Linked DNA regions of Homo sapiens: all the other regions are linked to region 3. The links are chromatin loops, found by intact Hi-C in ENCODE. Cell type or tissue: PC-3. All regions are shown on one strand. Links, peaks and the distances in the headings refer to the core of each region. The heading gives the core; the rest is flanking DNA.

Region 1 (9,549 bases), core at 1-5,000, 120 kb before region 3:
GCCTTGAGAATATCTATTATGTTCCATTAAATATTCCAGTTTTAAAAAGGGTAGAAATTGACAGTATGGTAGAATGGAAAAAACACAGGACTGTTTGGGAGGCTGAGGCAGGAGAATCGCTTGAACCTGGGAGGCGGAAATTGCAGTGAGCCGAGATCGTGCCATTGCACTCCAGCCTAGTTAACAAGAGTGAAACTCCGTCTCAAAAAAAAAAAATAATAATAAAATAAAATAAAATAAACAACAACAAAAAACAAAACCCATAGGACTATAAGTCAGAAATCCTGAGTCCTAATTCTCACTCTATGAATGTCTCTGGGCCTGAGTCCCTTTGCTGACCAAGTGAAAAGAACAACTGATGAGGAATTCCAGCCCACAGTTACACTTATCAGAGCCTGTGAAACTGAGTGTACAAATTTTATGCAGGTGTGCATTTTTTCTGGGGGAGAATTCACCGCCTTCATTAAATCCTCAAATGATGTATGACTTAAAAATAGCCAAGAATTACTGAGCTGATGAATTGCCAAGATCCTTCCTTGACTTTCTATGGTAGAGTACCAATGTGATTTCAGTCTTATAAGTTTGTGCGTTTGTTTGAAAGATTAACGTATTTAGATTTTCATGGGTTTAAAGTGGTTGGTTGCTTGGTTTGTTCATTTGGTTGTTTTTAAAATTCATTAATTAAATATTTATGAAATACCTCCTGTGTGCCAGGCACCATCCTAAATACTGGGGGTATGACAGTGCACAAAATTGACAAAAATCTACTCTGTATAACTTAAATGTTAGTATGAAGACAGAAAAAACCCTCAAAACTCCCAAACAACCTAGGTAAAATACGTAGTGTATCAGTTCGTGATGATAGGTTCAATGGAAAAAATAAGGCCAAGCGCGGTGGCTCACGCCTACTGTATGTAGTCTTAGCACTTTGGGAGGCTGAGGTGGGCAGATCACTTGAGCCCAGGAGTACGAGTCCAACCTGGGCAACATGGCGGAACCCCATCTGTACAAAAAATTAAAAAATTACCCAGATGTGGCAGCATGTACCTATTGTCCCAGCTGCTCAAAGGCTGAGGCAGGAGGATCCTTGAGCCCAGGGGGCAGAGGCTGCAGTGGCCGAGATCACACCACTGCACTCCAGCCTGGATGAAAGAGAAAGACCCCATCTCAAAAAAAGAATGAGCAGGGAAATCCTCACCAAGGTGACAAGTGAGCAAAGATCTGAAGGTGAGGGGATCCCTGGGATCCCTGGGGAAAGAGCAGTCCAGGTACAGGAAACAGCAAGTCCTGAGGGAGAAGCATGTTTGAAGACCAAGAAAGAGGACATGCTGTAAGCTATCTGAAGCCACAGTATACAATCAGCGATGGCCAGTTTTGGGTTCTTTTTGGTGATCTGGGAAAACCCCTAGTGATGCAAGCAAATATGGGGGATGCCAGGTACCAGTGGGGTTAGCTGCATCCCACTCCTGGCTGAAACCTATTTTAGAGACAGGCCTGCATCAGGGACCCTGGGTAACGGAAAGTACCTTTTTCCTTGCAGGCCACAGAGATGCTGGTTCACAATGCCCAGAACCTCATGCAGTCTGTGAAGGAGACTGTGCGGGAAGCTGAAGCTGCTTCAATCAAAATTCGAACAGATGCTGGATTTACACTGCGCTGGGTTAGAAAGACTCCCTGGTACCAGTAGGCACCTGGCTGAGCCTGGCTGGCACAGAAACCTCTACTAAAAAGAAGGAAAATGATCTGAGTCCCAGGAGCTGCCCAGAGTTGCTGGGAGCTGAAAAATCACATCCTGGCCTGGCACATCAGAAAGGAATGGGGGCCTCTTCAAATTAGAAGACATTTATACTCTTTTTTCATGGACACTTTGAAATGTGTTTCTGTATAAAGCCTGTATTCTCAAACACAGTTACACTTGTGCACCCTCTATCCCAATAGGCAGACTGGGTTTCTAGCCCATGGACTTCACATAAGCTCAGAATCCAAGTGAACACTAGCCAGACACTCTGCTCTGCCCTTGTTCCCTAGGGGACACTTCCCTCTGTTTCTCTTTCCTTGGCTCCCATTCACTCTTCCAGAATCCCAAGACCCAGGGCCCAGGCAAATCAGTTACTAAGAAGAAAATTGCTGTGCCTCCCAAAATTGTTTTGAGCTTTCCATGTTGCTGCCAACCATACCTTCCTTCCCTGGGCTGTGCTACCTGGGTCCTTTTCAGAAGTGAGCTTTGCTGCTACAGGGGAAGGTGGCCTCTGTGGAGCCCCAGCATATGGGGGCCTGGATTCATTTCCTGCCCTTCCTCAGTTTAATCCTTCTAGTTTCCCACAATATAAAACTGTACTTCACTGTCAGGAAGAAATCACAGAATCATATGATTCTGCTTTTACCATGCCCCTGAGCAATGTCTGTGCTAGGGAAACTTCCCGTCCCATATCCTGCCTCAGCCCGCCAAGGTAGCCATCCCATGAACACACTGTGTCCTGGTGCTCTCTGCCACTGGAAGGGCAGAGTAGCCAGGGTGTGGCCCTGCCATCTTCCCAGCAGGGCCACTCCCGGCACTCCATGCTTAGTCACTGCCTGCAGAGGTCTGTGCTGAGGCCTTATCATTCATTCTTAGCTCTTAATTGTTCATTTTGAGCTGAAATGCTGCATTTTAATTTTAACCAAAACATGTCTCCTATCCTGGTTTTTGTAGCCTTCCTCCACATCCTTTCTAAACAAGATTTTAAAGACATGTAGGTGTTTGTTCATCTGTAACTCTAAAAGATCCTTTTTAAATTCAGTCCTAAGAAAGAGGAGTGCTTGTCCCCTAAGAGTGTTTAATGGCAAGGCAGCCCTGTCTGAAGGACACTTCCTGCCTAAGGGAGAGTGGTATTTGCAGACTAGAATTCTAGTGCTGCTGAAGATGAATCAATGGGAAATACTACTCCTGTAATTCCTACCTCCCTGCAACCAACTACAACCAAGCTCTCTGCATCTACTCCCAAGTATGGGGTTCAAGAGAGTAATGGGTTTCATATTTCTTATCACCACAGTAAGTTCCTACTAGGCAAAATGAGAGGGCAGTGTTTCCTTTTTGGTACTTATTACTGCTAAGTATTTCCCAGCACATGAAACCTTATTTTTTCCCAAAGCCAGAACCAGATGAGTAAAGGAGTAAGAACCTTGCCTGAACATCCTTCCTTCCCACCCATCGCTGTGTGTTAGTTCCCAACATCGAATGTGTACAACTTAAGTTGGTCCTTTACACTCAGGCTTTCACTATTTCCTTTATAATGAGGATGATTATTTTCAAGGCCCTCAGCATATTTGTATAGTTGCTTGCCTGATATAAATGCAATATTAATGCCTTTAAAGTATGAATCTATGCCAAAGATCACTTGTTGTTTTACTAAAGAAAGATTACTTAGAGGAAATAAGAAAAATCATGTTTGCTCTCCCGGTTCTTCCAGTGGTTTGAGACACTGGTTTACACTTTATGCCGGATGTGCTTTTCTCCAATATCAGTGCTCGAGACACAGTGAAGCAAATTAAAAAAAAAAAAAAAAAAAATCCCTGAATGATGATTAGAGACATCACCGCTAAAAAACTACATTTATAAGCTAGGATTTGTTATATGCAAATATTTTCTGCCTCTTCTTTTGTTCTGTTTAAAACAATAAAATGCATTTGTATAAAAAATGCTTTAAATGATGGATATGTTACTTTAGCAAGAACTTTTAGGTCAGGTTTCTCCTTTGTTTTGATGAATAGTCAATGAAACTAATCCTCAAGATCTGGAAACTAAAGATTTTTATTTAATCCAAATGTTGCACTGGAAGAAGAAATCAACAGTGGTATATTTACTTAACAAGGATGTGTGTAATACAAGACAACCCTGGGGATTACACACTTGAAGGAATGGAAGTGGCAAAGGTTAACAGGCAGAAAGCAGCTGGATGAAACAGTTTATTTTCATCTTAGAAGATTCTAGCTATCTGTGGAGACCACCACTGTTCCCCGAAAAGCTAAAGTTGTTAAGTTTGTAGGAGTACCACAGGTCCTTCCCCCTGCTGCAAGACAGAGACTTGCTCTGTTGCCCAGGCTGCAGTGCAGTGGTGCAATCTCAGCTCACTGCAACCTCTGCCTCCCGGGTTCAAGCAATTCTCCTGCCTCAGCCTCCCATGTAGCTGGGATTACAGGTGTGCGCCACCATGCCTGGCTAATTTTTGTATTTTTAGTAGAGATGGAGTTTCACCATGTTGGCCAGGCTGGTCTCGAACTCCTGACCTCAAGTGATCCGCCCACCTTGACCTCCCAAAGTGCTGGGATTACAGGTGTGATCCACCACGCCCGGCCACACAGGTCCATTTTTCATATTCCAAAGCCCAGTATAGAATAAATAGGGTTTTCAGGGATCCACCAGGGCTATAAAACAGAGTTAGCTTTTGGGGACATAGTCCTCTTCTTCCTTAAAGAAACACTGACTAAAATAGTAGGAGCAGGTTTTTAGAGTAGAGTTGGGACATCACTTTTTCCCTGATTTTCTAGATCTGAAAGGGGTAACATGTCATTAAAGGGTGATGATATTGATATTTAGTGTTGCCAACTGCTATTATCACTGCTTTATCTTGGAAAGTTGCCGACTATAAAGACAGATTCCAGCCTGCTTGAGTTAAGGGAAAGGCCAAGGCTGCTACTGAATTAGCAGTTTCTAAAACTGTCTTGTTTTTGCCATTTACCATATGTTCACTGGTGCTGCCTTCCTGCTGTAGTATAATCATTTTCTCAAATCAGTTGCCTCTCAGGACAAGATCAGCATTTTCCTAGGGTCCTTCTGTAGCACCACTTAAGGAATGAACCTATCACAGGAACTCCCTTTGAATAAAATGATGGTGACTCCCACACGCAGGAAAGAATCATTTACTTCATTTGCTCTTGATATACTCCCTTATGAATTTAGAACAAGTGATCCAGGATTAGCTGTAACTCTGTGCTTGAAAAATATTTTACTACTACTAAGTATTCAGAAATCTTTGTTATCAGTAGGTGGTGGTAGTGATAGGGAAGGGAGCTTTGATCACTAATCTCTCAGACTGTGGCCAGAATGGTGATGCTTAAGCCAAGTATGAATGGCTATTAACATACTGAGGTTAGGGAAGGAGTACTGAGAAGTGCTTTGCAGCAACACTCGCAGCTTGTGTGATGATGCAGAAGAAAATCTGATCATGTTCACCCTGCTTTGACAATGAGCCTTGCCCATTGGAGAATGTTCAATCAATAGTAGACCTAAAAAAAATCAACTTGTTGCTTTCATCTTTTTATTGATAGCACAGCCAGAGCTACCAAAATGATTTACTGGATTCTAGCAAATTAATAAATACAGTAATTTGATTGTAAAAGGAAACATTCTACTTGGACATTTTAGTAGAAATTGCTAGAGGGAAGGAGCTCCTGGCGTACATTCTACTTGGATAGAAGAGAAGATAGCACAGGAGGAGAACTGGACAGTCCAGGTATAGATTGTTGAGATTAGGGATTCAGCAGAAAGCAAAGCAAATGTTCTCATTGTTCTTTTGAGGTACGAACTCTGAAGAGTCAAGACATTAAAAATAAAAAGCAATTGAACCGGGTAGCCAAACTTAGGCAAAAGGAATAAATATTTGGCAACATTTTGACTTTAACTGCCAATCTGAGATTAGTTTCTTCAGAAATTTGGAAGCTGCAAAACGTTGCCTTTCTTATTCCATGAAAGGCAGGGCAGGCAAAGGTAAGAAAACTGCTGAGTGGGCTCCTTGTACCAGCACCAACCAGCAGCCCTTGACAGCATAGATGGGATGAGTGTAAGGGCTATCCTTAGCATAAGGGAAAGACGGTTATAAGCTGAGAAGATTGAAAGAAGAATGGAGCCACAAAGAGAATAGCATAAATAACAAGAAGGAAACATGAAGAACAAGCACTTAAGATATTAACTTTCAGTCTTTCTCCATTTCTTGATGTCTAATGAGGCAAAATAACTGGGCAAGGACCACCAAGATGAAGAAGTTAAATAAAATGTCACAATGAAATTGAGTGCAATAATACAACTGTTGACTGACTTTCCAAAACCACGGTGATCGGTAGAGTATCATCAATGTTACCGAGGATTTTGTTTCTGCCTCATTATAACTCACTTCCATGTATTTTGTCAGTATAGTACGTATATTTAAGCACTCCAGTGACAATTATGACAATAGTTTCTGGAAGAAATCTATGACTATAGCTTTGGGAAGCACACAATATGAAAAGGGAATTTCCCCTAAAGACAAGGAATGCAGACAAATTCAAACCCTTAAGAACAACAACAAAAAAGATTTAAAAAGACTGATGACTGTGAGGCAGGCACATTTTCCTCCTTTTGCTGAACTGGGGCATGAGGCATTTAGGTTAACCATGGCTTAACTGGTGTTGGGTAAGCTTTATATTATAAAACATGAAGATGGCAAAGGTTTCACTTAAGTTTTTCTTTTACTACTTTAATTTGCTTAAAAGCACAAATGCTTGTGCTTGCAGTAACTTCCTAAAAGCAGAAGTAATGTTCCCTTTTACTACCTTAATAAAGCATTTGCCCCTTTGATACAAATGATTTTTTTACTGTGCTAACAGCTGAACCAGTGGCACAAAATTGAGATGGTATTTACTGCAGCAAGGTCCCTGTAAATCAAATTCTAAGCTTTACATAAAAATCTTATTTATAAAAAATACAATACCAAGTACAGTGAGAATGGAGCATGGAGCAGCAGTGCTCCCTGCCAGGGCCATGTGGAAGTGGCTTTTGCTACAGTGCTTGCTTAATGGCACAAGTGAAAAGCTGAATAAGGCAAACACTTGAAGAGGCAGTTTTCTGTAAACTTCTGGGGGTGGGGGGAATTTCCTCTCGGGACAGATACTGGTTTGGGATGGCTAAGATCAGAAGGTGTGATATTTGGCTGCACCTGACACATCACAGATTTAAGATAGCTTCTGCTGGATGAGACCAGTTAACTCTTTTAGGAGAGAGGTTATCACTACAGCTTTCTGCCTTTACTGTTACAATGTGCAGCCGCCAGATGGTATCCTCCTATGGAAAAAAATCACCTCCAAAATCTTCCTAAGTGAAAAGATACAAAATAAGCTAAGTCACTAAAAGGTTTCCTTAGCTTAAAGCTCCTTAAGAATCCTACATTGATAACTAAGTAACTTTGTTAGCGGTGTGTAGCTAGACACAAATGCTTTAACTAGAATATGTATTCCCACTCACTTGGTACCTAATAGTGATACATCGTAATGACACTTGGAAAACAAACTGGTCCTGAGGAATTTTGGCCTCTTCTCATGTCCTCACTTGGAACTTTCCAGCTTTCGTGACGTATTTGACTCCTTTAAATGGCTTATATTTCTCCCCATACATGTCCAAACGGTTTACTTTTAAGCCTGTATCAAAAAGAATGAAAAAGAATAAATTATCATCATCCCAACCAATATAATGTTAGCAATGAGCGCTATATGGTAAATCTGACATTAACCAGTGTCCCTTCCACCATTTGGAAGAAATGTCTCTTCTATCATTTACAAATTATTGCACTTTGATGGTATGGTTTTGGTTAAGATTCCCACACAGGCAGGGAATGTCTGTGAAGTATAATTCTACTTTCTGTGAATATGAATAACTCTCTTTTTGGTGCTTAAATGAGGGCGGAGGTGAGGGGAAGCTGTTTGAAATAAGGTGCTCTGAAAAATCATTTGGTCGGTGCCTGTGAGACTGCCCCACCAAGCACAGTATAAAAGGCAAATGGGCTACTGCTCTTTCTAGAGAAGGAAACTTTTGTTACTCTTCTAAATGCCTAATAAATGAGCTTGCAAAACTCAATTACCCTTAACTACAAGTCAACCTTATCCTTACCTGAAATAGCAAGCTGCTGGATCTTAAACTGTATGTTGAGGCTCGGATTCTCTTCTGGTTTGGGGGCTCCAGACTGTAAATTTACCAGTCCTTTAAGACTTGGGAGCTTTTGTGGAGTAATTTTTCCCACATCCCATGTTAGTACCTTAAAAAGACAAAAAATGAAAAACAAATAGAACCATTTATTAAAGACAAACCCTCAAAAACAAAGTTCAAAGATATCATAAACTTCTGTACAAACTGAAGTGCAGTCTCTTGAAAACAAGAGATCTGGCATCTACAGTGAGTTTACCTCTGATTAATTCTGTGACTTTGAATGGGGAGTGAGAGCAGAGAATCTACATTTGTTGAGCATTTTCTTTTGTATTAGCACCGTGCTTAGCATTATTCATATGTTGTCTCATTGAGGGCTGTGAAGTAGCTTTTGTCTTCTATTTACAAATGAGGAAATTAAAGCTCAGAGGACATTAAGGCTCAGAGATCAAATGACTCGCTCAAGGTCACATAGTTAGTCAGAGGTAAGGCTGGGATTTGAACCTAAGGCCCTCTGATTTCAAATGTTCTCCATCATAACCATCTTCACTTTTCTCTGGGCCTGTTTCTTTTTCTTTTTTTTTTGAGACAGAGTTTCACTCTTGTTGCCTAGGATGGAGTGCAATGGTGCAATCTTGGCTCACCACAAACTCTGCCTCCCAGGTTCAAGCGATGCTCCTGCCTCAGCCTCCCAAGCAGCTGGGATACAGGCATGCGCCACCATGCCCAGCTAATTTTGTAGTTTTAGTAGAGATGGGGTTTCTCCATGTTGGTCAGGCTGGTCTCGAACTCCTGACCTCAGGTGATCCACCCACCTCGGCCTCCCAAAGTGCTGGGATTACAGGCGTAAGCCACTGCGCCCAGCCTCTGTTTATTTTTCTGTAAAATAATTAGATTGACTTAAGATGGTGTTTTTAAAACTTTTAGCTGTGAAACCCATTGTTCAAATGAAATCTTCGGTGTGAAGGCTCAACAGCAGATGAGAAAGAAAGCAAAGCTGTCATAGTTGAAGCTGTGGTAAAGGGCCAGGAATCTGAAGCTCCCTTTCTCAGCCCTGTGTGGTCTCCAGGAGGAGGTTCTTTGAATCCTTACAACTGTATTAAATAATCTTTAACATTCTATGATGTTATTCAAAAAACATGTCTTTTCATTTATCAGGTAGCTCAATGACTCTGCTATTGAAAACAATCATATTTACCAGCTAATCAGGAAGCTGAGAGAAAATCATCTGCTACAGTTTCTCTGAAAACCCTCTGTTACACAAAAATTTAAGTAGAGTGAGGAAGCAACTTTCCTAGCCCTGTGAAAGAGTATGAAATAATGCTTTTAAATTATAAAGGAAGAAAAAGGTCTTAGTGATCAATTTATATAGAAAACTTAGTAATTCATAGACCATCATAATATCTTCTTCAATCTACATAATGTTTTCTCTTTTTAAAAAAGCTTTTACTTCTTTCTTATTAGATAGCAGAGTCAGGCTCTGGATTAATAATGGATGAGTGAAGGCACACTCTGAAAAAGGACAGAATGACACATTTTTCTGTTCATCTACTCAGTAGCAGCTGCAGGATTCCTTCTGCAGCCAGTGGCAGAAGCACAGCACAGTATGCTCTCTAGGT
Region 2 (10,313 bases), core at 104-5,103, 57 kb before region 3:
AGAACAGTGCTAAAAATAGCATTTTCTAAAGAAACTTGAAATCTTCTGGAATATTTGATGTGTTTTATGGCTAGCAAGAAAACAGATTTGTATAAACTGGCTTCCTTACTAATTTCATTTTGTGAACTTAATTATTCTATCACAGGGACAGTGATAGGTAAAGCTAACTTAGACTAGAGCAGCACTGTTCTGTAGAAATATAATGCAAGATTCCTGTAATTTTAAATTTTCTAGTAGCCACATTAAAAAAGGTAAAAAAGAGGCCAGGAGTGTTGGCTCACGCCTGGAAGGCTGAGGCGGGCAGATCGCTTGAGGCCAGGAGTTTGAGACCAGCCTGGCCAACATGGTGAAACTCCGTTTCTACCAAAAATACAAAAAAATTTAGCCAGGTACGGTGGCGCATGCCTGTAGTCCCAGCTACTCGGGAGCCTGAGGCACAAGAATCGCTTGAACCCAGGAGGCAGAGGTTGGAGATCGCACCACTGCACTCCAACCTGGGCGACAGAACAAGACTCCAGCTCAAAAAAAAAAAAAAAGTGAAATGTAGTCCAACTAAAACAATACAATTGTGTTTAGTGGAAAAATATATTGCTTCAGTTATAAAATTTAAATGAATTAAAATTAAATAAATTAAAAATTAAGTTCTTCAGTCCCATCAGCCACATTTCAATATCGGATGGTATTGGTTGCTTCTGATATAACTGATTTCAGACATATGAAATTGATCACCATCCTAGATGGTCAGTAAGTTAATGCCACAGGATATTGTAGTCTATTAATAACATTGTAGAACAGGGCCCAGTCGTTCACACCTATATTCCCAGTGCTTTGGGAGGCCAAGGTGGGAGGGTTGCTTGAGGCTAGGAGTTCAAGACCAGCCTGGGCAACATAGTGAGACCCTGTCTCTACAAAAATAAAAAAATGAAAATTAAAAAAATTATTGCACAGAGAATAAAGGAATAAAAGCAATTTGGATCATAAAGCATTTACTGATTCCCCCCTTTTCATAGTTGGAGTTAATTTTCCTTTTATTGGTTCACAATTTCTTAACTCTTCAACTGCATTAAACTGTAAGATTAGAGCCAGGAGTTAGGGTGCCATCCACTTTTCCCCTCTATGGTCTTAGATTCTTTTTTTTTTATAGCCCGCATGCTTCTTTGGAAAGTGAGGTAATTGTGTCAAATAGGATAGCCTTGAGTGGGGCCCAGAGGTTGTAAAATTTTATGTCTGTACCTGATTCACCTGGTAACTTGCTAAAAATACCGATGTCCAGGCCTACCTTTCTAGATTCGGATACATAAAGTGACACTTTCCATATTAAATAAGCTGCTCTAAGTGTTTCTGAAGTTCAGGAACGTTTGGGACCATCAGATCCAGCAATTGACTCTCAAAGGCTGCGGACTGGAATTAGTACGTCGTGCTGCCGTTGCCAGGCATTTTATATTTTCCTAGGCTGAGGCTTCCCAGGCTGTTGCTTTTTTTCCCCCCACCTTTGCAGATGGATTTTGCAGGCTGTTAAATCCCACTCCCGAAGACCTGCCCTGACAGCGCCTCTTTCCTAAGTGCTGTTACAGGGAGCTGAGCTTGCCGAGGTAGACAGTGGCCACGTGACTGCTAAACCGGTTGCCAGAGGCGCGGCCATTTTTGGGGCGGGCACCCAATCTCTCGCCCTGTAAACTGCGGGGTGACGGGACGCTGTTACTAGGACTCAAGATGGCCACCGCGCCCGCTAGTCATCTCGCTAGCCCGCGCGCCAGTGAGCTGGCACGAGACACGCGGTGGCCCACGGCGTCTGGGGACGATCTCCAGCCCTTCGCACGGGGCGGAGCGCCCGCCTTCCCTCCAATCAGCACGCCGGGCCGGCTAGCCAGGGGCCGCCCGCGCGCGGGGTGTGTGAGGACGCGCTCCCAGTCGCTGAGTGCCTGAGCCGGGAAGCAGTTGCTGTGGTACCTGCTGCTGCCCGAGCGGACGTAGAGCATCGGACGCGGGCGCCGTGGCGCTGGGCAGGAGGGCGAAGCCATGACGTCAGTCAGGTAACGAGCGGGCGGCTGCCTTGACTGCTCCGAGCTGGGCGTTAGCCTCCCGAGCGCGTGAGCACTGTCGCTCCTTCTCGCGGGTGGTCTGGAGCCTGCCTCCGCCTCTGGTCCCCCTCGTGTTGGGGGTTCCCTCCGCACTTTTCATTTGGGCATTTCTGCTTTCCTCAGAAGTTTTCGGGTCTGTGGCACATTGCGGAGTTCTGTGTGTCGCTGCTTGGTCGAGGTGACCCTCGCCCAAATTCCAGGGTTGCAAGCGTTCTTGGGTGTGTAGTGGATTTCCCATGAAAAATGTGCCCCACCCGCGCCCCCGGGGGCGGCCCAGGGCCGGAGGGAGCGTGGCGTGCACAGTGTGTGTCATGCCTGCGTGTCATGCCCTCTGACAGAACTTCATTGTTGGCCGGGAGCAGACCTGCAAAGTTGGCCCTTCTCTGATGCAGGTATATTGCCCTCAAGTTGTGAAATTGTGTGTCTCTAAAATGTTTGCTCATGACTGGAATTAGGACCCTGGTTCCCGAAGGTACCATCTTGTTTCTTTACTCCTTTTATCTCAGAGTCACAAGTGAAATGAGTTGAGAGATACTGGGCATGTAGCGAAATCCATGAAACTGGAGACTTTCCCCCAATTGCTCTTCCAGTTTGGAAGGTTCTTTTTTTGTTAATGAGGACAGGATAATGGGCTTGTCCACTTTCTCCCAGTAGCCTTGACTGAATGTTTAATTTACGCTAGTTCAACTATTTATAAAAAGAGATAAATTGCCTTATATACCCAGTGTTCTGACTGGCCTTTTTAAAAGCAGAACTTGGGCTTTGTTGTCCCAGAGAAAGGGAGGCCCCAGCACAAAAATGTGAAGAGAAATAAAATAAGCTCATTTTTGGTCTATGAGCTTTCCAGGCTCCACCCGTCCTGGTGATTTGAGGGCTTCTCAATGCCAATTTTTACTACATTGTGTTTAAGAGACAGCTTGGGAACCTAACCCTCAGTAAGATCTAACTGTGCTGAACTCGGACATAGTCTGTCTCTTAAATTGCATAATTATATATATATATATATATATATTTTTTTTTTTTTGAGACAGAGTTTCGCTCTTGTTGCCCAGGCTGGAGTGCAATGGCGCGCTCTCTGCTCACTGCAATCTCCGCCTCCCGGGTTCAAACGATTCTCCTGCCTCAGCCATCCAAGTAGCTGGAATTATAGGCGCCAGCCACCACACCCAGCTAATTTTGTAGTTTTAGTAGAGATGGGGGTTTCACCATATTGGCCAGGCTGGTCTCGAACTCCTGACCTCAAGTGATCCACCTGCCTTAGCCTCCCAAAGTGTTGGGATTACAGGAGTGAGCCACCGCTACTGGTCTAAATTGCTTCATTCTGTACTAACATAGACAAAGTACTTATCTCATTATGCAGAAGGAGATTCAGGTGCTGAAACATGGAGACCCACATGGAAGGATTTCACAGTAAATTATATTGGGGCATATAAATCTAGCTTTTAAAGCTAACAGTATTTTAGGATGAATTAGAATTAGGCTATTATACCCAGAGTTAATTCCCCTTCTTCCCATTCCCACTCTTATTATCACAGAATGCTACTAATTAGGTGTAGGGGTCAAATACTTTCTGTGTTAAGAATCAGTTGTTATGTGGATTCAGTTTTAATTGACTATCATCTTCCTGACCGTGCCTCATTGGAGAAACATCCAAATCTAAAGCTTCTGCTGTTTAATAAGTGACAGCAGGATGTATCTTTTACTGTAGGGGTTGATAGTTTTTTTTAAAAGACTGATGTAAAGGTTGACACCAGCCTTACTTGACATGTTTTGAAAGGATGGATAACTGATAATAAAATTTATTTATGCTTGTTTCTTCAGATGTCAGTCTGTATTTTACATAATCTTGAACTATGGTAACATGGCTCGAGAAAGCTCTTTTAGATGTTATTTAAACCAGCTATTACATTTTACACCTGAGGAAACTGAGACAAAAGTTGAGTGCCTTGTGCAAAATCAGCGGCAAAATTAGGAATTGAATCCAGATTTCCATGATTTAGTGCTCTGCATGGTGCCTTTGTAGAAACAATATACTATTTAAACTTCCTGAAAAAGCTGTTTCTGTGGACAGAAATTGTAAAGTATCATGAGAGACAACTATAGTAACTCTTTTGCTTTCTTCTTATCCTGCAACGAACTTGATAACTGGGGTTTAGAAGTAGGCAGGGTTAGCCAAGAGAACACAACTACTGGGTGTTGGGAAGTGCAGGGAGGCCATTGAAAGTGAAGTGACTCTGTATGGTGATAGTTTTGAATGAGTTGGTCATCCTACAGATACCAGCCATTTCCTGGTGAACACTACATTTAATACAATTATGTCATATCTTTAGTTTTTGCAATAATGATGTCAGACATGTTCCTATCAGAGGCATTTGAGCCAGAGCGACTCCATCTTGAATAGGGTCTGGGTAAAATAAGGCTGAGACCTACCAGGGTGCATTCCTAGGAGGTTAGGCATTCTTAGTCACAGGATGAGATAGGAGATAGTCAGAAGATACAGGTCACAAAGACCCTACAACAGGATGCAGTAAAGAAGCCAGCAAAAACTCACCAAAACCAAGATGGTGATGAGAGTGACTTCTGGTCATCCTCACTGCTTATTATACACTAATTATAATGTATTAGCATGCTAAAATACACTCCCACCAGTGCCATTGACAGTTTACAAATGCCATGGCAACGTTCAGACCTTACCCTATATAGTCTAAAAAGGTGAGAGACCTTCAGTTCTGAGATATCAGAACTGATTTCTTCCTTTCCTGGAAAACTCATGATTAATCCACCCCTTGTTTAGCATACAATCAAGAAATAACAAGATACTTAGTTGAGCAGCCCATACCCGTGCTCTGTCTTTGGAATCGTCATCCTTTTGTTTCTTTATTTCTCTAATAAACTTGCTTTCACTTTATGGACTTGCCTTGAATTCTTTCTTGCATGATGTCTAAGAACCCTCTTGGGGTCTAGATCGGGACCCCTTTCTGTTAACATTCCCATTTTGTGCTCAGTCTAACAGTAGCCTAAAAGGTAGGTATTATTGACCCCCTTTTACTGATAAGCTGAATGATTACAAGATATCCAACTCTGACTTTGTGTCCAATGTTCTTGTTTTATACCACCCTTAATTGTTGCTAAATATAGTAGTATGTGACTCTTTTCATAGCAATGGCTATGAAAGAATACAGGATTGGAAATCAATGAGGACCAATGGTCAGAATATCTTGGGCCCCACTGAGGGCCTTTTCTGAGTTACTGAGCTTCCATTTCTCTTTTCTTTTTATTATTATTATTATTATTATTATTGTTATTATTAATTATTATTTTGAGACAGTGTCTTGCTCTGTCGCCCAGGCTGGAGTGCAGTGGCGCGATCTCGGCTCATTGCAACCTCCACCTCCTGGGTTGAAGCCATTCTCCTGCCTCAGCCTCCCGAGTAGCTGGGTTTACAGACGCCTGCCTCACGCCCAGCTAATTTTTTTCTATTTTTGGTAGAGACGGAGTTTCATCATGTTGGCCAGGCTAGTCTTTTTTTTTTTTTTTTTTTTTGAGACGGAGTCTCGCTCTGTCACCCAGGCTGGAGTGCAGTGGTGCGATCCGGCTCACTTGAAGCTCCGCCTCCTGGGTTCATGCCATTCTCCTGCCTCAGCCTCTCTAGTAGCTGGGACTACAGGCGCCCGCCACCACGCCCAGCTAATTTTTTGTATTTTTAGTAGAGACGGGGTTTCACCGTGTTAGCCAGGATGGTCTCGATCTCCTGACCTCATGATCTGCCCGCCTCAGCCTCCCAAAGTACTGGGATTACAGGCGTGAGCAACCGTGCCCGGCTGGCCATGCTAGTCTTGAATTCCTGACGTCGTGATCCCCCCACTTCGGCCTCCCAAAGTGCTGGGATTACAGGCGTGAGCCACCGCCCCCAGCCCCATTTCTCTTTTCTATTCTGGACATTTGTTTAATGAAATAACTCAGTAGCAGAGATACTAATATGCATCCTACCAGTGTTGTTGGATAAGTGTAAAAGTGCTTTTAAATTTTAAAGCATTTTAAAAATAGAATAAAAGCACTTTGAGCCCTCTAGAGAATGGTGTCATCTGAGGAAAAAAATGTTTAAATCTTAAATTTTTAGACAGGAAACAAATTTACCTATCTAATTTTCTCATTTTACAGTTGAATTAAAGCCCAGAGATAGTGTGACATGTTCAAGTTCACACAGTTACATATCTTGAACTAGATATGAGATCTCTAGATACCTTGTTCAGTTCCCTTTCTAGTATAGCATTCAACTCTGAGGAATTCCTAAATAATGATTTTTTTTTGGGGGGGGTCTCTTTAGGAATTCCTAAATAATAATTTTAAATGAAAACTTTTCTTTTTTTTTAACTTAAGATCTTTGAATTTGGCTGGAGTTAGTATTTCATCATTTGTATTCTATTCTACTTAATTACTGATTAAGAGTCTAAATTTACAGCCTCTGAAACCAGATATCCTTGGGGAACAACTTATATCCTTTGTTATGTATATCAGATTCCTACTGGTCTTCATTTGGGAAATGATAGAACATATTTGATAAATTGATGCTTTTGTCATTTTAAATTGGCCCAATAGTTAAGTTGGCGCCTGAGTTAAGTTCAGGAGACAGAGGAAGATGCAGAATGTCAGGATTCAAAGAGGATCTTAGCATTTTACTTTTTTTCCTTTTCTATACTGGATCTTGTGTCCAAAGTAAAGTGAAATGTCCTACTTAGACCTAGTGGTAGAGCCTAAGATAGAATTTAGACCTTCTGACTCCTAATTTATGTATTTTTCACTGAGCAACACTATTTCAAAATTCCCCTCTGAATATTGCCTTGTTTTCCTAACATCAGTGTCTAGTCTGGTTTTGGGCATCGCTTACAGCTTGGGTTTGCGCCAGGGAAGACTAGGAAATGGAGTTGGGGAATATTTGTTGTAGAGCTAATGAGCCCTATTCTTTGGTCTGCCCAGATAGGTCAGGTTTGGTCTAAAACTATTCTGGGACTCTGGACATCACTGTGCCCTACATGATGATTCTGGAACCCACTTTTGTGGGTTAAGCCTACATTGGAAAATTTATGTGGGCAGTGGGTGGGGTCGTGGGGTATTTTCCTTCTAACACTCGAAACTTTTTGAGGTATGTCCAATAGAATCTGCCAAGCCACTCAGAACATTCATATGGAGACTAAAATCTGGCTAAGATTGAAACTGTCTTTGTTGAGTTGGTTTCTTTAGAGCCTTAAAGTTTTCAAACTCATTTTTACCTGTGTTTTTAAAATACGAATTGTAAATTCACATTACTGCACAATTTTTTTTATGCTGTGGGATGTTTTTAGAGAGGTAAGTGAGCTTTTAAACTAAAATTGTTTCATTTATGGAATATTTTGAAGAAGTAAAACAGAAATCTTTTTATTTATTTATTTATTTATTTATTTATTTATTTTTGAGACACAGTTATACTCTTATTGCCCAGGCTGGAGTGCAATGGCACAATATCTGCTCACTGCAACCTCCGCCTCCCGGGTTCAAGCAATTATCCTCTCTCAGCCTCCTGAGTAGCTGGAATTACAGGCACATGCCACCATGCCCGGCTAATTTTTGTATTTTTAGTAGAGATGGGGTTTCATCGTATTGGTCAGGCTGGCCTCGAACTTCTGACCTCAGGTGATTCTCCTGCCTTGGCCTCCCAAAGTGCTCACAGGCATGAGCTACCGTGCCGGCCAGGAATCTTTTATGTGCAACGTTGTCAGCTGTTAATGCTCCTATTTATGAATAGGTCACCTTTGTTTGAAAAAAGCGTACAAGGTTTTCTAACTCCAAATCTTTCCAGCCACAATATTGCTACGTTAAGCAGAACTGTCAAAGATAAAACTTGAACCAAAGTGATTTTCTAGACTGTTTGAATGTTAACCCTTTCCTGCAATATTGGTTAACAGTCACGTCTCCCTACCTCTTCATACCTCCTTGGTTTTATTTTATTATTTTTATTTTTTGAGGCACGGTCTTGCCCTGTTGCCCTTGCTGGAGTGTGGTGGCATGAACACAGTTCACTGCAACGTCAACCTCTGGGCTTAAGTGATCCTACCACCTCAGCCTCCTGAGCAGCTGGGAGTAGTCCCACTTGTAGTCCCTACAGTCCCACCTGTAGTCCTGTAGTCCCACCTTTGTATTTTTTGTAGAGATGGGGTTTAACCATATTGTCCAGGCTGGCTTTGAACTCCTGAGCTCAAGTGATCCACCTGCTTTGACCTCACAAAGTGCTGGGCCTCCCAAAATGCTGGGATTACAGGCATGAGCCGCTGTGCCCAGCCACATCCTTGGTTTTAAATTGTTATTTAAAAAATACTGTTGCTGGGCACGGTGGCACATGCCTATAATCTCAGCACTCCGGGAGGCCGAGGTGGGAGGATCACTTTGAGGCCAGGAGTTCAAGGCCAGCCTGGGCAATATGATAAAACCCCGTCTCTACAAAAAATACGAAAATTTGCAGGGTATGATGGTATTGTGCCTGTAGTCCCAGCTACTTCAGAAGCTGAGTCAGGAGGATCCCTTGATCCTGTAATGAAATATACTATTTTTTTTTTTTTGAGATGGAGTTTTGCTCTTGCTGCCCAGGCTGGAGTGCAGTGGCGCCATCTTGGCTCACCGCAACCTCCACTTCCCAGGTTCAAGCAATTCACCTGACACAGCCTCCCTAGTAGCTGGGATTACAAGCGTGTGCCACCACACCTGGCTGATTTTGCATTTTTAGTAGAGATGGGGTTTCTCCATGTTGGTCAGGCTGGTCTCGAACCCAGCCTCAGCTTACCCACCCACCTCGGCCTCCCAAAGTGCTGGGATTATAGGCACAAGCCACCACGCCTGGCCATGAAATATACTACTAATAAAATAAAATACTGTGATAAAACATAAATAAACATTTTTATTTTTTACTTTTTACTTTTTTAGCTGGCATTCTGGTCTGAGATTATTTTATTTTATTTTTATTTTATTCGAGACAGAGTCTCGCTCTGTCACCCAGGCTGGAGTGCAGTGGCACAATCTCAGCTCACCGCAACCTCCGCCTCCCGGATTCAAGCAATTCTCCCTGCCTCAGCCTCCCGAGTAGCTGGGATTACAGGTGCCCACCACCACGCCCTGCCAATTTTTGTATTTTTAGTAGAGACGGGGTTTCACAATGTTGGCAAGGCTGGTCTTGAACTCCTGACCTCAGGTGATCCACCCACCTTGGCCTCCCAAAATGCTGGGACTACAGGTGTGAGCCACTGTGCCCGGCAGAGATTTTTATTTTTTAAATGGCAAAGCTAGGTTATGAACAGGATGACCATATGTTCCAGTTTGCCCAGGACAATTCTGGATCATGCCTGTTATCCTGACATTATTATTTATTATTATTTTTTCTTTTGTAGACACAGGGTCTTGCTCTGCTGCCCAGCTGGAGTGCAGTAGTGCAATCATGGCTCACTGTAACCTTGAAATCCTGGGCTCAAGTGATCCTCCCACCTCAGCCCTCCAGAGAGGCTGGGACTATAAACACACACCACCATGCCTGGCTATATTTTGTGTGTGTGTGTGTGTGTGTGTGTGTGTGTGTGTGTGTGTGTCAGGGGGGTGGGTAAAGATGGGGTCTTGCCATGTTGCCCAGGCTGGTCTTGAACCTCCTGGCCTCAAACTCTTGGTCAAGTGATCCTCCCGCCTCAGCCACCTAAAGTGCTGGGATTATAGGCATGAGCCATTGTCCCCGGCTATCCTGACACAATTATTAATAGACACATAAATGTGTCTCATTTACTCTCAAAAGTGTCCCATTTGGATAATAAATTATCTGGTCACCTACATATGCATTACAATCATTTTGTTGTACTAGGTTTTGTTTGTTGAAATGTTATTTGAACTAGGACCATAAGATAATGGAATTTTGGCCTATTTTGGGTACATTTGGATGTTTTTCATTGGTCAGACATTTTTATTGTATGGAGAGTTCTGAGTGTACAAATGTATATTAAATAGTAATGCACATGATTTGAAATTAGGGATTATTTGTTATCTTACTTTTGGGAGGTTACATAACCTTGAGGAACCTCTTGTTTCCTCATCCGTTAAAAAGAGATAATAGCGATACCTATCCTACATGGGTGTTTTGAAGATATTAAAGAGGTGACATACCAAAAAATGCATTTTAAGTTGAAAATTGTTATATAAGTGTTAGTCATGTCACACATGTGC
Region 3 (10,393 bases), core at 2,378-7,377:
CATCAAGATCATAGACTGGGCTTGTGCCTATAATCCCAGCACTTTGGGAGGCTGAGGCAGGAGGATTGCTTGAGTCTACGAGTTGGAGACCAGCCTGGACAATATAGTGAGACTCTTGTCTCTACAAAAAGTTAACAAAAGTAGCCGGATGTGGTGGTGCCTGCCTGTAGTCCCAGCTACTTGGGAGACTGAGGTGGGAGGATTGCTTGAGACCAGGAGGTCCAGGCTGCAGTGAGCTATGATCCGTGCCACTGTGCTCCAGCCTGGGTGACAGAATGAGACCCTGTTAAAAGAATCTTTTTTTTTTTTTTTTTTGGTAAGAATGAGCTAAGAACTGGATATCTGTAAAGCTAATAGAAAAAAATCCTGTGAAGCAAAAAGTCAAAATTGAAATAAGCTAGGACCGACAGCAAGGTTAAATGCTTATTTTTTTTTAGTGTTCATAAATAAGGTACAGTTTTAAAAATATCATAAACATTTTTATGATCCTATTCTCAGGGCCCGGTTTTTTTTGTATCTTTAAAATTATAGTATTTTGATTCTAGAAATGAACCCTTGAACCAATATCCGTATTTTATCATGAATAAGGTGAGAGTAACATTGATAAAATGACTTGCTATAGTTTACATTGCTACTTAAGGACAGTACTAGACCAGAAACCAAGTCTCCTGAGTCCCATTTAAGTGCTGTTTTTGTCACACCAAGCAGTTCTCTAAGTATATAGTCTTTTTTTTTTTTTTGAAACAGGGTCTCGCTTTGTCACCCAGGCTAGAAAACAGTTGCATGATCATGGCTCACTACAGTCTTGTTTTTAGAGATGAGGTCTCCTTATGTTGCTCAGGTTGGTCTCAAACTCCTGACCTCAAGCAGTCCTCCTGCCTCTGCTCCCAAAGTGTTATGATTACAGGCATGATCTACTGCACCCAGCCAGTAACTTTTTTTTTTTTTTTTGAGACGGAGTCTCACTCTGTTGCCAGGCTGGAGTACAGTGGCGCGATCTTGGCTCACTGCAATCTCCGCCTCCCAGGTTCAAGTGATTCCCCTGCCTCAGCCTCCTGAGTAGCTGGGACTACAGGTGCCTGCCACCACGTCTGGCTAATTTTTATATTTTTAGTAGAGACAGGGTTTCACCATATTGGTCAGGCTGGTCTCAAACTCCTGACCTCAGGTGATCCGCCTGCCTCAGCCTCCCAAAGTGCTGGGATTATAGGCGTGAGCCACCGCGCCTGGCCGCCAGTAATTTTTTTTTTTAAAGGGATTAATATCCATTGCAAGACTTGGTAACGGATCACAGAGAACTCATTAGTTAATTAAATCAGTTTCACAGTATTGTGTTTTGGTTTTGGAAATCACTTCAGACCTATAACCAATATTGAGTGAGTTGAAAAGAATTAATTACTTCCAAATACAAGGCACTTTACATTCTTCTAAGGAGAGGATGCAACACAAAGCTATTTGGTCAGCTTGATACAAAAGCTCTTAGGTGTGCTCATGAAGTAAGTCAAATGTATACATTTTACAACCACATATTAAATAGAATTAGTTTTTTCTTTTTCCTTCCCATTTCTTTGAACAGTCTTATTCAGAATCTTCATCATTAGCAACTTTGTCATCATTGGAGCCCTTTTCTCTAGAACACATCAGCCTCTTTCTATGTATGATATTTTCGCTGGAAATTTTATCCTGAGCTATAAATGCCTCTCATGTAAGAAAAGTTTTTTTTTTGTTTTTTTTTTGAGACAAGATCTAACTCTGTTGCCCAGGTTGGAGTGCAGTGGCGTGATCATGACTCACTGCAGCCTTGACCTTGTGGGCTTAAGCAATCCTCCCATCAGCCTCCTGAGTATCTGGGACTACCACTGTGCACCACCACACCTGGCTAATTTTTGTATTTTTTGTTGAGATGGGGTCTTGCCATGTTGTCCAGGCTGGTCTTGAGCTCCTGGGCTCAAGTGATATGTCTGCCTTGGCCTCCCAAAGGGCTGGGATTACAGGTGTGAGCCACCATGCCTGGCCAAGAAAAGTTTTTTTTAAAGTTTATTTTTGTATGTAGTCATAATACTTGTAAGGTAACCTTTTCACTGTATTGCTTTTTAAACTAAGGTTTAAATAGTTCATTGTAATAAGAGTTACCGTTTGTGCTTATAAGGCTGCATCTCCAGGAGTAAGTACTAAATCTGTGTTAGATTTCTTTGCTGCTTTTTTTTGTTTGTCTTTTTTTTTTTCTTTTACTGATATGGTCAGGTGGTCAGGTTACTTCCGTAAGGATCCAAAACTAGAGTTGATTGAGATCATTTCAGGCTTATACATAATCTACAAATGATTCTCAACCAATTGAGATCTGAGTTCACCTCTTTTGCTGAACTTTTAATTGTGATCTTACTGTAAAATTCTAGGATCTCATAACTTCTATGAAATTTTTATACCTGGATTATAAAACTTCGGAAAGATTTGCTTAAATATTTTGTTGCTTAAAAGAAAATAATTGGCCGAGTGTGGTAGCTCACGCCTGTAGTCCCAGCATTTTGGGAGGCTGAGGCAGGTAGATCAGTTGAGCTCAGGAGTTTGAAACCAGCCTTGGCAACGTGGCGAAACCCTGTCTCTACTAAAAGTATAAAAAAAATTAGCTGGGCATGGTGGCACTCACCTGCAGTCCCAGCTACTCAGGAGGCTGAGGTGAGAGGATTGCTTGAGCCCAGGAAGTTGAGGCTGCAGTGAGCAAAGATTGCACAACTGCACTCCAGCCTGGGCAATAGAGTGAGAACCCGTCTCAAAAAACAAACAAACAACCCCCCCGCACCCCCCCCCCCCAAAAAAAAACAAACAGAAAATAATTAACACTGTCATCAAGGAAGGTAACTCATTATAAGGATTTAAAAAAAAAATTTTTTTTTGAGACGGAGTCTTGCTCTGTCACCCAGGCTGAAGTGCAGTGGCACAATCTTAGCTCACTGCAAGCTCCACCTCCCGGGTTCACGCCATTCTCCTGCCTCAGCTTCCCAAGTAGCTGGGACTATAGGCGCACGCCGCCACACCCGGCTGATTTTTCTATTTTTAGTAGAGGCAGGGTTTCACTGTGTTGGTGAGGCTAGTCTCGAACTCCTGACCTCGTGATCCACCCGCCTTGCCCTCCCAAAGTGCTGAGATTACAGGCGTAAGCCACCGCGTCTGGCCTATAAGGAATAATTTTGTGATTAAACATGGTCTTATATTCATGAACGATAGGTGAATGAAAAATGTGTGTTATTGGTGGTAAAATCTTAAAATCCTTAAAGAATTAATTTAAATTGCTACCTTCTACTTATGAAGCACTATATGGTGCCCTGGACTTAGCATTAGAAGAAACTTAGTTTATGTATGAGTTTTGCCATAGGCTGTAGTCTTGGGGTATTAGTTAGAATTCAATGCCACTATGATATTAAGAAATTTATTACAGGAATTAAATCTTATTCAATCATGAGAAAAACTGGGGATATTAAGGTCCCTAAAATGTGAGAGAAAAATCGCTAAACTGCCTTTTGATGTAGGTTAATGAATTGCGTGTTCTGTTAATAGGGAAACTGTGAAGGAGGTTCGTGTGTTGTGGGCTCTTTGCAACTACCACCTTTATGGGCCTTTAGTGAAAAATCTGGTGATAGGCTTGGTCCTGGTAGTTGTGGACGTAAGGTAGAGTGGGGATGAGTAAGGACAGATTACAGTTCTGCCCATACCTTTGTGTCTGTCCTTCCTGCCTCTAACCAATGACTGCCTTTGGAATGTAATGGCTACTGCTTCAATTGCATCCCCTAAATTTTTTGCAAATTTCTCTTGTGACATATCTTAAGCTGAAACCATATAGGAGAGGAAATTAGGGGAAGTGTACTCCTTCTTGACATAGTTTAATACCTTAACTTTGTTTAATCACTTAGTCTTCCAAACTTAAGTTCCTCCGATATCATTTTGGGTTTAGATTAGTGCTTTTCTGTCATTGTCCATTAAACAAATGATTTCTTTCATTACCTACTTCTCTTTTAGTCTGTTCAGTGATCCCTCTGGGTATAGCTTCTGAATTTCTAGCATAAAACTCTTCAACAATAACAAAAAAGGATAATGATCTTTCCTGTCAATTTTTAGGGGGAAGGATAAGGTGTTTCCTAGAAACTTTATTCAGAGCACTTTAGTCAAAGTGTAGTTCATTGATCCTTAACTGCAATTTACTTGACAAGATATATTTATGGGATGAAATTTATTGAGGGTAACAGAATGGAGAGAGAAACTGCTGGTGTGATGAATTCTCTTTCTTCTTGGTCTACAACAAACAGAAATATTTTGAGAATGTAGCTATGGCAGATTTTAATGTAAGAGTTATGCCAACACTATTTCCCCTTAAGGGTTGAGTCAGACCTTTTGGGAATGATATAGACTTGGGGGTCTTGAGTGAACTTTTAGTATTTATTAGCAGCCAATCTAACCTTGAAAACTCTATGTTGATTTCTTTTTGGAAAGTGTTGAACAATTAAATAATACATGTTAAAGAACAAGGAAGAAGGGCATTGTTTTAATTATTTTGTGATCTAATTTAATCCCCACAGCAACTCTGTGAAGCAGATATTGTAATCATTCCCATTTTACAGATGAGGAAGAGACTTCGTAACTTGGTTTATATAAGAAAAGGATAGAACTGTTTAGATCTTTTTGATTGCTTTCCATTTTGTATAAGTTCAGTGACTTAGGAACCTTTTTTAAAAAACTTCTTTGGAGGAGTGATATTGTTCATTATGAACATACCTACTTGAAAAGTATTTAAAGGTATTTTTCATGGAAATTATATTTTATAAGTTTTAGTATGGTTCACTAGAAATACGTCACAATTTGTAGGTAATACTGTGTTTTATTTTGAGTTGGCTAATTGTTAAGGTAAAACTTTAGAGGATAAAGTGAGCTCATATTGATGAATGGTAATCTGATATTTCCAACAGACTAGGTCTTTTTTTGAAGTTCATGTATTATAACTTTATTCTTTGTGATACTAGCTCCCTCTGTAGAACTTCAATAAGATTGCAACTGGACTTTTTCAATAATTTAGAAAAGTGATCTAAACATTATCTATAACATTTCCCTGTAAAATTTTACTTTGTATTCTAATCAGTTGCAAGTGGGTTTTTAAAAGTATAAATGTAACATTTATAAAAATGTTTCACTTTGTACACACAAAGTTTTAATAACATATACAAAATAAAACTTTCTTCAAACATTCCTATAACTTTAATGCTTTTTTATTTAGGAAGGCTAGAGAGAGGTGTGATTTCTAGGTCTGTAGGTCTGTGTTGAGTAAAGCCTGATGGAAGCCCTAGGGGAAAAATAAATTTTGACGTTTAGCTGGATACTTGAAATTATCCCTTTTTTTTTTTTTTTTCTGAAACTTTCCGGTTTGACTTGGGTGGGAAAATGTTCATAAGGGATTTTTTTTTTTTATCTTGTAGAGAAGGGGAAAGCAAACTTCTACAACAGGTAGAAAGAGCAAAGAGAAAATCTTAGCAAGATCCAGAAATTTAGTGGAGAATTGCAGGAAAACATTCTTGACATTTACGGTTTAAAAAAATTTTCCTTTTTCTTTTTTTCTTAAGAGGTGGTCTCACTCTGTCGCCTAGACTGGAGTTGAGTGGCATGATCATAGTGATCGTTCCACCTCAGCCTCCTAAGTAGCTGGGACTACAGGTATGTGCCACCACGCCTGGCTCCTTTTTGTATTTTTAGTAGAGATGGGGTTTTGCCATGTTGCCCAGGCTGGTCTTGAGCTCCTGGACTCAAGTGGTCTGCCTACCTCAGCCTCCCAAAGTGTTAGGATTACGGGCGTGAGCCACTGCACCCTGCTCACATATATGAGTTCTATGAGTTTATGCTGTTGTTGGAAAATCCTTTGTTATCAAAGTCTACCAATTTTCCTGTGTGGGAGTGAGCTTACTTATTTTACCACCACTTTTTCTCCTTTCTTTCTGCTATGGTTTGAATGTTTGTCCCCTCCAAAACTAATGTTGAAATTTAATTGCCATTGTAACAGTAATAAGAGGTGGAGGCCTTTAAGAGGTGATTAGATCATGGGGCTCTACCTTCATGAGTGCATTAATGCAGGAGTGGGTTAGTTATCTCTTAGAGGGTTGTTATAAAGTGAGTCTGGCCCCTCAAGCACTTGCTTGCTGTTTGCCTTCTGCCATGGGATAATGCAGCAAGAAGTTGCTGAGCAGAAGCTGGCACCATACTCTAGGACTTCCCAGCCTTCAGAACTGAGAAACATATTAATGTTTCTTTCCTTTATAAATTACCCAATCTCAGGTTTCTGTTAAAAGCCGTAGCAATCAAACTAAGACACTCCCCTAAACCATTTTATATTAAATTGTAAGTTGTATAATTAGCTCTTCAAAGATGTTTTCTCAGACATAATGTAAGCTCAATGAAGGCAGAGGAAATATGATTGACTTGCAACATGGAATTTAGAAAAATGAGCGAACTGATTTCAACCATAAAGCTAGGGACTAAAACATACAAATGAGGATAAGAAAGAACTGAAGTACATATGCTCTTTCAGTTTCTAAAAATTTAACTGTATTTTCTTCTAAGTAGATTGAAGGATGTTCTTAGGATTATGCTTGAGTAGGCTTTTAAACAATTTTGTGTGGATAATTATCTTTGAAGCCTTTGTTAGTACTAAACATCTTTATTCTGTTATAATACAGTTTATTCAAACAGACGTACAGTGTGTATTGTGGCACAAAGAAATTCAAGAATGATTCTTATTCTTTTTGTTTGTTGGCCTTGACTAAATTTGATACCAGATAATTGCTTTAAAGGATAGGCCAATTTTATTGGTATAACAAATCTACCCTTCATTATCCATAAACCACTTATATAGTAATCTGGTTTTCCTATACAGGCACACCTTGGAGATATTGGGGGTTTGGTTCTAGACTATCACAATAAAGTGAATATCACAATAAAGAGAAATACATGAAGATTATATTCCCCAGTGCATATAAAAGTTGTGGTGATATCACACTGTAATCTATTGTATACAATAACATTGTGTATAAAAAATGTATATGCCTTAATTTAATGTAATCTATTGTATACAATAACATTGTATATAAAAATGTATATTCCTTAATCCATAAAAATACTTTATGGATGAAAATGCTAACAATCATCTGAGCCTTTAGCAAGTTACAATCATTTTGCTGGTGGAGGGTCTTGCCTCAGTGTTGATGGCTACTGACTGATCAGGATGTTGGTTGCTGAAGGTTGGAGTGTCTGTGGCAATTTCTTAAAATAAGACAATAATGAAGTTTGCTGTGTCAGAGCCTTCCTTTCATGAAAAATTTCTCTGTAATATGCAATGCTGTCTGATAGCATGTTACCCACAGTAGAATTTGGAAAATTGGAGTCAGTCCTCTCAAACCATGCTGTTACTTTATCAACTTAAGTTTATGGAATATTCAAAATTCTTTGTTGTCATTTCAGCAGTGTTCACAGCATCTTCACCAGGAGTACATTCCATCTTAGGAAACCACTTTTTTTGCTCATCTATAAGAAGCAACTCCCTGTCCATTCAAGTTTTATCATGAGATTGCAACATTTCAGTATCCATCTTCAGGCTCCACTTCCAATTCTAGTTCTCTTGCTATTTCTACCACATCTGCAGTGACTTCTTCCCTGAAGTCTTGAAGCGCTCAAAGTCATCCACAAGGGCTGGAATTCACTTCTTCCAAACTCCTGTTAATGTTGATGTTTTGACCTCCTCCCATGAATCACGAATGTTCTTAATGGCATCTAGAATGATGAATACGTTGCAGGAGGTTTTCATTTTAGTTTGTCTGATCCATCAGAGGAATCACGGTCTATGGCAGCTATAGTCTTGCAAAATATATTTCTTAAATAATAAGACTTGAAAGTCAAAATTACTTCTTGATTTGGGGGTTGCAGAATGAATGTTGTATTAGCAGCCATGAAAACAGCATTCATCTCCTTATACATCTCCATCAGAGCACTTGGGTGACTGGGTGCATCATCAATGAGCAGAAATATTTTAAAAGGGGCCAGGCATGGTGGCTCATGTCTGTAATTCCAGGACTTTGGGAGACTGAGGCAGGCAGATCACCTGAGGTCGGGAGTTCGAGACCAGCCTGACCAACAGGGAGAAACCCCGTCTCTACTAAGAATAGAAAATTAGGTGTGGCAGTGCATGCCTGTAATCCCAGCTACTCGGGAGGCTGAGGTAGGAGAATCGCTTGAACCCAGGAGGCGGAGGTCATGGTGAGCCAAGATTGCACCATTGCACTCCAGCCTGGGCAACAAGAGTGAAACTCCATCTCAAAAAAATAAAAGCCTAGCCTCCCAAAGTGCCAGGATTACAGGCATGAGCCACCGCGCCTGTCTGTCCGCCCGTCTTCTTTTTTAAGAGCAAGAAAAGGTTTCCCAGAAGTACTCTGGTAGATTCTTATCACACACACATTCCTAAACCAGTTACTGGCAAAGAAAATAGAATTATCATGATTAATTAGCATATTCTGAAGTACATGCTTCCTTATAACTGAACAAAAATTAGAGCTCCACTGGCAACGCGGAAATGGCTGTTGACTTGGCAACTAATAGTGAATTGCTCACAATGTTTAAGTGAAATGGCCTGTCAGATTTCCTGGGAACACAGGAACCAGGGCCAGACTTAGAAACGGCCTCAGTAAGAGGTTTTCTAAAACTATTTTCTGGTATCGTAATTATTCCTAATTACCTTGTGCACTAAAAAAATTTAAAAATTTTAAATTTAGAATTTTAAACACATTTCCTGACAGTAACCAAGATATAAAAATGTGTAAAATTGAGTGAATATATTTTAAAGCATGGAAGATTTGTGTTACCCTCAGACTTGAAAGGGAACCTGCAAAGTTATGGTCTCATGGGAAATATTGTTTCTTTTTGCCTTGACATAATTTTCAGGCTCTTTGGTTTTATTCTAAGCAACCCAGCAGGGCACCTTTAAAAAGAAACAAACAAAATTACTGTCTCTAAACCAAAGAAGATAGAAAAATACATTCAGGAGAATAGTATACATTGAAAACTGCCACTTTAGCTAGTGCTTTTTTTTTTTTTTTTTTTTTTTTAAGACGGAGTCTCGCTCTGTTCCAGGCTGGAGTGTAGTGGTGCGATCTCAGCTCACTGCAACCTCCACCTTCCAGTTTCAAATGATACTTATGCCTCAGCCTCCTGAGTAGCTGGGATTACAGGGGCCAGCCACCATGCCCAGCTAATTTTTTCATATTTTTAGTAGAGAGTACTTTTTAACTGAGAAGAGATGCTGTAAAGTTTTAGGAAATCACAGTGGGGACAGTAGTCATACTTCTACTTTCTTCTGAATATAATATTGTTTCTTTTTTCTCCTGCAGTTACTTATTTTTTTTTTCTTTTTGCTTTAAGGCTTGGTAGTTCTGAGAATTTTAGATTCAGTTATAATCGAATGTAACTATCAACACATGTTATGGAGTAGTATAAATTGTTACTTGATGTTTGGAGTTGTTTTACTCAGTCACTCAGCAAAGGTAAGATTAGATCTCCGTTAGATGAAAAGTATTATCTCTTATGCAAAGAGACATTGGTTAGCTCTGGATGAAGACAATGGCTATGGGGTCAGTCAACCTTGTAGAAAGAATAGGCTAGGCACAGTGGCTCATGCCTGTAATCCCACCACTTTGGGGTGGTCGAAGCCAGTGGATCACTTGAGCCCAGCAGTTCGAGACCAAACTCGGCAACATAGTGAGAGCCCCCTCTCTACAAAAAATTTGAAAATTAGCCAGGGCATGGTGGTGTGTACCTCTGGTACTAGCTATCAGGAGGCTGAGGTGGGAGGATCTCTTGACCTGGGGAGGTTGAGTCTGCATGCAGTGAGCCATGATTGCGCCACTGGACTCCAGCCTGGGTGAGAAAGTGAGACCTTGTCTCAAAAAAAAAAAAAAAAAAAAAAAAAAGACACAATAAAAGTAAAATTGTATAATCTCTGGAAAAAACAAAATAGGCTGTCATGTTCTAATACTCAATATGTAAGGATGTTTAGTATATTAGTGGGTATAATTATTAATAAAATATTCTATTTAGTTATCTTTGAACCAGTTTGTAATAACCAAACCACAAAAATTCAATTTGCTTTGTATGTAAAAATCTTTTAAAATAGAAAGTCCTGCCTTAACTTTCATAAATCTGAATGTGAGCATATATTTATGCTTTTCATTTCTTTGCACAGCTTTTTTTTTTTTTCCTCTAAGACAGAGTCTCACTCTGTCACTCAGGCTGGAGTATAGTGGCACGATCTGAGCTCACTGCAACCTCTACCTCCCAGGTTCAAGTGATTCTTGTCCATCAGCCTCCCAAG

What was found. A loop is a pair of places that touch in the nucleus more often than their neighbours do. Peaks named below come from ENCODE experiments on the same cell type or tissue, not always from the same donor. Only the 100,000 strongest peaks of a DNase experiment are listed, where the experiment ranks them.
Region 1: a loop joins it to region 3, with 5 times the contacts of the local background. A loop is called at or near these places in 21 of 110 quality-filtered maps.
Region 2: a loop joins it to region 3, with 3 times the contacts of the local background. A loop is called at or near these places in 12 of 110 quality-filtered maps.

What each region holds. Positions count from the first base shown.
Region 1 is chr10:74,116,483-74,126,031 of GRCh38, forward strand. VCL (vinculin) reads left to right here. Exons shown (of 22, transcript NM_014000.3): 22 at 1,541-3,687. The coding sequence ends at 1,687. It overlaps AP3M1 (adaptor related protein complex 3 subunit mu 1), which reads right to left. Exons shown (of 9, transcript NM_012095.6): 8 at 7,898-8,042; 9 at 3,773-7,428. The coding sequence ends at 7,328. Among named protein-coding and RNA genes, the nearest start is that of AP3M1, 30 kb to the right of the region's middle. In PC-3, for the core only: a CTCF peak has its summit at 2,635; DNase peaks (open chromatin) are centred at 2,539 and 2,829; H3K27ac peaks cover 1,811 bases.
Region 2 is chr10:74,174,854-74,185,166 of GRCh38, forward strand. All of the region lies in intron 1 of ADK (adenosine kinase), which reads left to right. Among named protein-coding and RNA genes, the nearest start is that of ADK, 29 kb to the left of the region's middle. RefSeq lists enhancers at 949-1,895, 1,650-1,769. In PC-3, for the core only: a CTCF peak has its summit at 2,266; DNase peaks (open chromatin) are centred at 1,808, 2,388 and 4,548; H3K4me3 peaks cover 4,264 bases; H3K27ac peaks cover 2,554 bases.
Region 3 is chr10:74,229,750-74,240,142 of GRCh38, forward strand. All of the region lies in intron 3 of ADK (adenosine kinase), which reads left to right. It overlaps LOC124902456 (a long non-coding RNA gene), which reads left to right and starts at 317. Exons shown (of 2, transcript XR_007062198.1): 1 at 317-10,393. In PC-3, for the core only: CTCF peaks have their summits at 5,017 and 5,239; a DNase peak (open chromatin) is centred at 5,011.